2 separate regions of the Homo sapiens genome follow, and region 2 is linked to region 1. Evidence: chromatin loops called from intact Hi-C (ENCODE). Cell type or tissue: endothelial cell of umbilical vein. All regions are shown on one strand.

Region 1 (4,000 bases):
CCTTGTACACCCACTCCTAATATCACAGTAGGTGTACAATGAGAGGTCATTGAGAGCAGCCTCCCCTTCAACACCAGCCACCCTCCTGATTTAAGGTTTGAGCACTTTCTCCTGACTCCATAAGAATGACAGCTAACACTTATTGAGCACCAGGTTCTATTCGAAGTACTTTATAAATAGTATCTCATTTAAACTTCAAAACAACTCTGAGAGGCTGGGTGTGATGGCTCATGCCCATAATCCCCAGCACTTTGGGAGGCCAAGGCAGGCGGATCACCTGAGGCCAGGAGTTCGAGACCAGCCTGGCCAACATGGTGAAACCCTGTCTCTACTAAAAATACAAAAATTAGCCGGCATGGTGTCAGGTGCCTGTAATCCCAGCTACTCAGGAGGCTGAGGCAGGATAATTGCTTGAGCCTGGGAGACAGAGGCTGCAGTGAGCCGAGGTCGCACCACTGCACTCCAGCCTGGGCAACAGAGTGAGACTCTGTCTCAAAACAAAACAAAACAAAACTCTGAGAAAGGCACTAATATCATCACTATTTTTTAATTGAGTTAGCCTGGGCTTCTCTGACTTCAGGGCCTGTGCATCTGACCCCTCTTCTGTGAGCCCTCTGCTTTTCTGCTTTTTCCCCAGTCCCTGCTTCATTGGAGATCCTGGCCTTTTCCTCTCCTCTGGCCCCCTCTCTACACTAACAGGGACACATCAGGCTCACACCTGGACATCTAACCAGGGTGAAGGAGGGGCTCTTTGGGGTACCCACTCACAGATTTCTGGGACATTTTCTTATCCTTTAAAACAGTCCTATAAGCTAGGATTGAAATGATTTCACTGTCATCCCATAGAAAAGGAAACAGACTCAAAGATGTGATGTGACTTGTTCAATATCCAGAGGTGACTCTTGAGTCTAGTGCTGCCCTGACTACGCCACACTCCCTCTTCTCCAGCCAGGCACTTCTTCCTTCTTGGGAGTCAGGCATGAGTCAGTTGCCCCCTTCAATGAGACAGAAGAGAGGGCTGTGTCATAGAAGCTTTGAGCACAGTGTCTGCTTCTGACTCCCAGAGTGCAAGCCTCAGCTGTCCTGCTGTTTAGACCAGCTCCACCTGTAGGGCCCCTGGAACTGACCAGCAGGATGAGAGGTGAAGGAAGAGGGTGATGGTGGCTGAATCAGTGGCCGCAGCAAGAACCTGCCCCAGCCCAGGACGGCAGGCAGGGTTGGGGAGGAAGATGACTTTGGTATTGGAACAGAGAGAGTGGCAAGAGTTTGATCTTTGACTCTTTAGTCAGAGGGTGCTGGTCCAATCGTAGCTAGATTGGAGTCCTCACCCAGGGCTGGCAGCTTTTACGGAGAGCACTGCAGCCCCATGTAGCAAGACACAGGGAGGCCCTTCCTTGGGCTGCTAGCCTGACACACAGGAATCAATCCCCCAGAAGCAATCCCACAGGAGCGAGAAGCTGTGTGCCTCCAGACGTTCCCTGCAATGTTACCAATGCAAAATAACTACCAAAAAAAAAAAAAAAAAAGCAGCTAAATATCCAATGAGAGATATCCTGATATCCTGGCAACTCACTCTGGAATCTGACGGTGTAGTGAACAGCATGGAAAAAGTTGGTGGAATGAAGTGGAGTCTACATCACACAGTGTCCCCTGAAGGATGACTCACAGGAACAATTTCTCTTGGTCCCAGTGCCAGGAAACTCTGTGTTTCTCCGGGGCAGTTGCTTTGCTTTTATCTTTTGGGTTCTACATGTCTGTTAGCTGACCATGTTTCCCTTTTAGCTCTGGCTATCAGGAAACTCCACATCGAATTTCTGGCTCATTTCTCACAACTATATGGCAGGAACTTTGTATACCAATACTGCTTGTGGCCTTATTTTCATTTCCTTCTCCCAAATAGCCTCCAATTTTTTTTTTTTTTTTGAGACAGGGTCTTGCTCTGTCACCCAGGCTGGAGTGCAGTGGCACAATCATAGTTCACTGCAGCTTCAAATGCACCTGGTTTATTTATTTTTTATTTTTTTGTAAAGTCAGGGTCTCACTTTGTTACCCAAGGTGGTCTCGAACTTCTGGCCTCAAGTGATCCCCCCATCTTAGCCTCCTGAAGTGCTGGGATTACAGGCCCAAATATCCTTCTATTAATTAAGAATCCTGTTGTATTGTACTCTGTGTTTGTAAACTACTGCCATTTTTTTTTTCTTTAATGGAGTGGGATAGAGAGGAGAAAGAAGAAGAAAGAGAAAGTTAAGCGGGCTGGGCACTGTGGCTCACCTGTAACTGGTACAGGTATACTGGTTAGACATATCCCAAGTAAGTGATTGATAAAAACAGGAAAACGCAAAATAAAGCAATGAGATTCACTTTTCACCCAGAAAGTTGGCAAAAATTTGTTCTGACAATACCATGATTTGGCATGTATGACATTCTATGCTGCTCCTGAGGTCTACACTGATTGATTAGAAATGTGGCGCACAGTCAGGCATGGGGGCTCATGACTGTAATCCCAGCACTTCTGGAGGCTAAGGTGGGAGGATCACCTGGGCCCAGGAATTCGAGCCAGCCTGGGCAAAATAGTGAAACTCCATCTCTACAAAAAAAACTACACAAATTAGTTGGGCATGGTAGCTCATGCCTGTAATCCTAGCTGGCTAAGACAGGAGGATCACTTGAACCTGGGGGGCTAAGGCTGCCGTGAGCCGTGATTGTGACACTGCACTCCAGCCTGGGTGACAGAGTGAGACCCTCAAAGAAAAAGTAAATACATAAAAAATGTGTCACAGATGAAGGTGCACATAGCTATGACTCAGCAATTAACACACCAAAGTATCTGAACTCTAGAGGAACTCTTAGACATATGCACAGAAGACTTTACAGAAAATGTTTGTTTCAGCATTGTTTGCAATAGCAAATAGAAGAAAACATTCTTTTCTTCTTTTTTCTTTTTTGGTAGAGACAGGTAGGCCATTTTTTGGTAGAGACAGGCAGCCATGCTGCCCTGCCTGGTTTTGAACTCCTGGGCTCAAGCGATCCACCCACCTTGGCCTCCTAAAGTGCTGAAATTATAGGTGTGAGCCACCAGGCCCAGCCAAAAGAAGGAAACATTCTAAATGCTCTCAACAAGAGAATGACAAATAAATTGTGTTCTAACCTTACAACAGAATACTATACAGCAATTAAAATGAATGAATCAGGGCTACGTGTGCTTTTATGAACAAAGCTCAAAAAATAGTATTAAACAAACAGCAAACTGCAGAAGGCTATTTAAGCTTAATTCCATTTCTACAAGGCTTAAAATTGTAATAACCTTATTACATAAGGATCACTTGAGCCCAGAAGGTCGAAACTGCAGCAAGCTATGGTTGAGCCACTGCATCCCAGCCTGGGCAACAGAGTGAGACCCTGTGTCTAAAAAAGAAAAATGATGTGAACAGTCATTGCAGCTGTGTGGGAACCTTCTGTCTGCAAAGATGGGAAGGAAATGTGTGAAAGATTATGGTGTCGTAAGGTAGGAACACCAATGTCCTAGTTGTTCGGTAGAGGATGGGAAGGAGTTAGTCAGCTGTGTCTCTTGCAGGCTTCGTGGTCCAGGGCTCCAATGGCGAGTTTCCTTTCCTGACCAGCAGTGAGCGCCTCGAGGTGGTGAGCCGTGTGCGCCAGGCCATGCCCAAGAACAGGCTCCTGCTAGCTGGCTCCGGATGCGAGTGTGAGCCAGAATGCCCTGGGCCCTGGGGGTGGGTGGATGTGCAGGATCCAGGCTCCTAGGCCCTAGCTTGGGTCCTGTCTCCTTGTTCTGCCTCTTCTGGGACATGCTGAGGCACCTTCGCTTGGCCCAGTGTCCTGGTCCAGGCCTCCTTCTGCCTGCTCTCACCTCTCTCCTTCCTCTGGCAGCCACTCAAGCCACAGTGGAGATGACCGTCAGCATGGCCCAGGTCGGGGCTGACGCGGCCATGGTGGTGACCCCTTGCTACTATCGTGGCCGCATGAGCAGTGCGGCCCTCAT
Region 2 (4,000 bases), 56 kb before region 1:
TTTCTGGAGGTGTCAGGAGGGATGGGCAGGGGAACAACAACCCCAACCCTGAACAGCTCCACTTTACCGGCCTCAGATAGGCTTCTTTCAAAGCCTTTCACTAACTTCGAAAAAAAGTTTTGGGCTGGGAGCAGTGGCTCACACCTGGAATCCCAGCCCTTTAGGAGGCTAAGGCGGGAGGATCAGTTGAGCTCAGGAGTTCAAGACCAGTGTGGGCAACAAAGGGAGAGACCCTGTCTCTACAAAAATTTAAAAATTAGCTGGGTGTGGTGATGCACACTTGTGGTCCCAGCTACTCGGGAGGCTAAGGTAGGAGGATCTCTTGAGCCCAGGAGGTGGAGGCTGCAGTGAGCTGTGATTGTGCCCGTGCACTCCAGCCTGGGTGACAGAGAGAGGCCCCATTTCAAAAAAAAAAAAAGAAGTTTTGCTGTTTTTTAAAAAAGTTCAAGACTGGTTGTTAACACCCAAAACAGGCCTCACCTGCCTACTCCCTCAAGCCTTTCTTGGGGGAGGGGACGGCCTGCATGGAGGGAAGTGGGGCTGTGTTTAGTTGGGGGTCCTGCTCTTGTGGCCTGGTGGGAGGCTGGGGATATGATGTGTGGGAGGACAAGAGGCCCTGTCTCTCCCTGCTCCCTGTGCAGACACCAGGGCCAACTCCTAGAGGCAGCTCTGTCACCGTTAGCTCCCTTCCTTCCAGATCCACCTCCTTAAGCATTGCCAAATCAAATAGCTGGGATGCCTGTGCAGCCCGAGGCCCTTCCAAACAACCACCCCCAGAGGGCTGGGTGCAGCCAAAGCCTCTGACCATTTCCGCCCCCTCTCCTGAGGGGCTGCCACCTCCCATCTGGAACCTTCTCTGAGGAAGGGGGAGGGGCATGGCACCACCAGGGTTGGGGTCATCGCCTCTCCTCCAGAAATCTGGATCCTGTTACCCTCCTATAGAGGGAGCAAGGAGGCTCTGTTCACTGAGGTCTTGTTTTTTCACATTTTTTTGTGGGTTTTTGCTTTATATTTCACAGGAACTTCAAATAACTCAGCTAGACTGTACACAGAATAGGACTTGTTAATAAGTGCTGGAAATGGAATTAGATGGAAAGAGGTTCATTCATTGATTCATCTTAGAACTGCTTCCTGAGCATCGGCTAGACTCCCACCTACGTTCTGAGCGCTTGTGACCTACCAGTCCCCTGACACTCAGGAGACGCAGTATCTTGTGGGGGTCAGGATGGGAGTTCCAGAGCCAGCCCACCACCCAGCTGTGTGGCCTTTGGATTAGATGATGTAATACATATGAAGTGTTTAGAAGACTGCCTGGCATATGATAAGCACTTAATAAATGTTAGCAGTTCTTGTTCATGTCATTCTTATTACCGTAGTGCTTGTGCTACTCCTGTAAGGTATAGTTATTAGCCCCATTTTCTAGATACGGAAACTGAGGTTCTCAGAGGTTGAATAACATGCCTAAGTCATGCACATAAGTGCAGAGCCAGGGTTCTCTCTCAGGTTTGGAATCTGAGCCTTTTGGCAACCTACTGGTACTGCTTATCTGGGTCCAGGCTAGGAGCTGGGTATCTAGACGTCAGCATGAAGGAGACCACCTGCTGCCTTGATGAGCTCACAGCCTGGCATGGAGGCAGACGTGGGCATTGCCGAGTCAATTTCTGGAGACACCATGTGGGTTAGACCCCAGCCAGGCTGTGTGGGCGGCAGGGTAGGACTGGCCAATGGTGTCAGCTGGGCCTTGTGTCCTGGGCTGGAGGCAGCGCTGCTTCTCTGCTTGTCAGCTGCGTGTGTGTCCACTAGGGGTTGGTCTTGCTGCCCTGGGGAGTTGGTAGGCATGACGGGGTCTGGAACAGGCAGCAGGCTGGGAGTGAGAGGACCTGAAACCACTCACTGGATTCCTGTCATTGCCTCAGTGTCCTCATCCGTAAAAGAAGAGTAGTCATATTTGTCACACAGGGTCGTTACAAGGATTAAGTGAAATGAAGCATGTAAAAAAATATCTTACCAGGCACGGTGGCTCATGCCTGTAATCCTAGCAATTCGGGAGGCTGAGGCAGGAGGATTGCTTGAGCCCAAGAATTTGAGACCAGCTTGGGCAACACAGGCAGATCTCATCTCTACAAAAAATCTAAAAATTGTCCAGGCGTGGTGGTATGTGCCTGTAGTCCCAGCTACTTTGGGAGGTTGAGACGGGAGGATTGCTTGAGCGCAGGAGGTCAAGGCTGCAGTGGGCTATGATCACACCACTGCACTCCAGCCTGGATGACAGAGCAAGACCCTGTCTCAAAAAAAAGACAAAAAACTCCTTATAATCATAAAACTGGTATTTCTACAACTAGTAAGTAATTGCTACCATTTTCAAGCTCCTACTGTGTGCTCCACACAGCACTGCAGTCCTCACTGCAGTCCCTCTAGGTGGATATTAGGATATTATTGCTCCCATTTTATGGATGTGGAAACTGTTCCAGAGGTTCAGCTGTTCCAGGTCACACCTGTGAGGGGGTGGAGTTGGGAGTTAGACCTAGGTCCTCTCTGATTTTTTTTTTTTTTTTTTTTTTTGAGATGCAATTTCACTCTTGTCATCCAGGCTGGAGTGCAGTAGTGCGATCTCGGCTCACTGCAACCTCCGCCTCCCTAGTTTAAGAAATTCTCCTGCCTCAGCCTCCCGAGTAGCTGGCATTACAGGCGCCTGCCACCACACCCAGTTGATTTTTTGTATTTTTAGTAGAGATGGAGTTTCACCATGTTTACCAGGCTGGTCTCGAACTCCTGACCTCAGGTGATCCACCTGCCTCGGCCTCCCAAAATGCTGGGATTACAGGCATGATCCACCACGCCCGGCCTCCTCTCTGATTCTTAAAGCCACCTCTCTGTGTTCCAAAGCCTCTGAGTTGTCTTCCCTCCCAGCTCCGCCCCTCGCTAATAAGTTCCTGAAGCAGCTGTGGCTGTTCCAGGGCGGGGGTCAGGCTGAGAGTGGTGCCCCAGCCAGGCCCACCACCCAGGCCCTGCATCTGGCGGTGGGCAGGATGCGTCCTCTACAGCCAGAGGGATGGAGGGATGGGCTTTACCTGCCCACAGCCCCGAGTTATGGTGGCAGCAGCAGGTTCCCCTCCCAACCAGTCTGGCAAGCCAGTTTTGTTGGCCTGTGAGTCACACCAGCACTGATGAGTCAGGTTTTTCCCTTCTTTGTGCCCAGAGCAGCTGGGGAGGGAGTGGGGGGTTTCTTAGGAAACAGGACCTCCCTCCCTCTGCTCTCCCACTCATCCCCTTGTCTTGGAGCTGCTCATTTTCTATCTGGAGGGCCCTGGCTCAGCCCTGGAAAAAGAGGCCTTCATGTTCCCACTAAAGAGAGTGTCCCATGGGCCACACTGGGCAGGAAAGACTGGGCCCCAGGCTGAGTTTAGTCAGGAGGCGGAGGGTGAAGGGGCCTTCCCTGTTGGGAAGGAGAGCAGGGCTGCAGTCCCAGGCTGTCTGACTCCGAAGCCTGTGCTCTTGGCCGGTCGGCTTGCCCTCTCCTGTCTATAAAGTGGGATTATCCTCTGGGCAGGGCAGCTGGGTTTCCCTAAGCAGAGGGTCCCCTGAGCCACCTGCTTCTTGCCTTTTGACCACCCTGGCTATAAGGGCTGTCCATATGGTCAGCCTCATGCAGGCATAGCACAGGCATAGAACCCTCGCAGAGGCCTCATTAAACCCAGCCAAAGCAGCCAGCCAGCTGGGCAGCCTGGTTCTAGATCAGCACTTCTCGGCCTTGGCCATATGTTGGAATCACCTAGAGAGCTTTTAAACCTCTCTGCTGCTCCCAAACTCCAGAGCAAGTAAGTCAGAATCCCAGGGAGCAGGCTCCAGGAACCATGTTTTTGGTGGACCACACTGGATTGCCTCTCAAGAGCCTGCCCTCCCAGAGGTGACAGTGAAGTTGCAAGCACAGCACAACACCCAGGGAACAGTCATGCTAGAGTGCAATGCGGACCCCGAGGGTCAGAAGAGACACTTGGGG

The links. A loop is a pair of places that touch in the nucleus more often than their neighbours do. Peaks named below come from ENCODE experiments on the same cell type or tissue, not always from the same donor. Only the 100,000 strongest peaks of a DNase experiment are listed, where the experiment ranks them.
Region 2: it touches region 1 in a loop (2.7-fold over the local background); 1 of 110 quality-filtered maps calls a loop at or near these places.

The regions. Positions count from the first base shown.
Region 1 is chr10:97,595,201-97,599,200 of GRCh38, forward strand. It overlaps HOGA1 (4-hydroxy-2-oxoglutarate aldolase 1), which reads left to right. Exons shown (of 7, transcript NM_138413.4): 2 at 3,575-3,703; 3 at 3,889-4,000. Among named protein-coding and RNA genes, the nearest start is that of C10orf62, 7.5 kb to the left of the region's middle. RefSeq lists an enhancer at 1,072-1,366. In endothelial cell of umbilical vein, no CTCF peak of the experiment used is centred here; DNase peaks (open chromatin) are centred at 1,021 and 1,691; H3K27ac peaks cover 2,996 bases.
Region 2 is chr10:97,539,190-97,543,189 of GRCh38, forward strand. All of the region lies in intron 1 of UBTD1 (ubiquitin domain containing 1), which reads left to right. It overlaps LOC124902488 (a long non-coding RNA gene), which reads right to left. Exons shown (of 3, transcript XR_007062259.1): 3 at 2,563-4,000. Among named protein-coding and RNA genes, the nearest start is that of ANKRD2, 32 kb to the right of the region's middle. RefSeq lists enhancers at 2,449-3,061, 3,062-3,673. In endothelial cell of umbilical vein, a CTCF peak has its summit at 1,812 (motif pointing right); a DNase peak (open chromatin) is centred at 3,192; H3K27ac peaks cover 2,489 bases.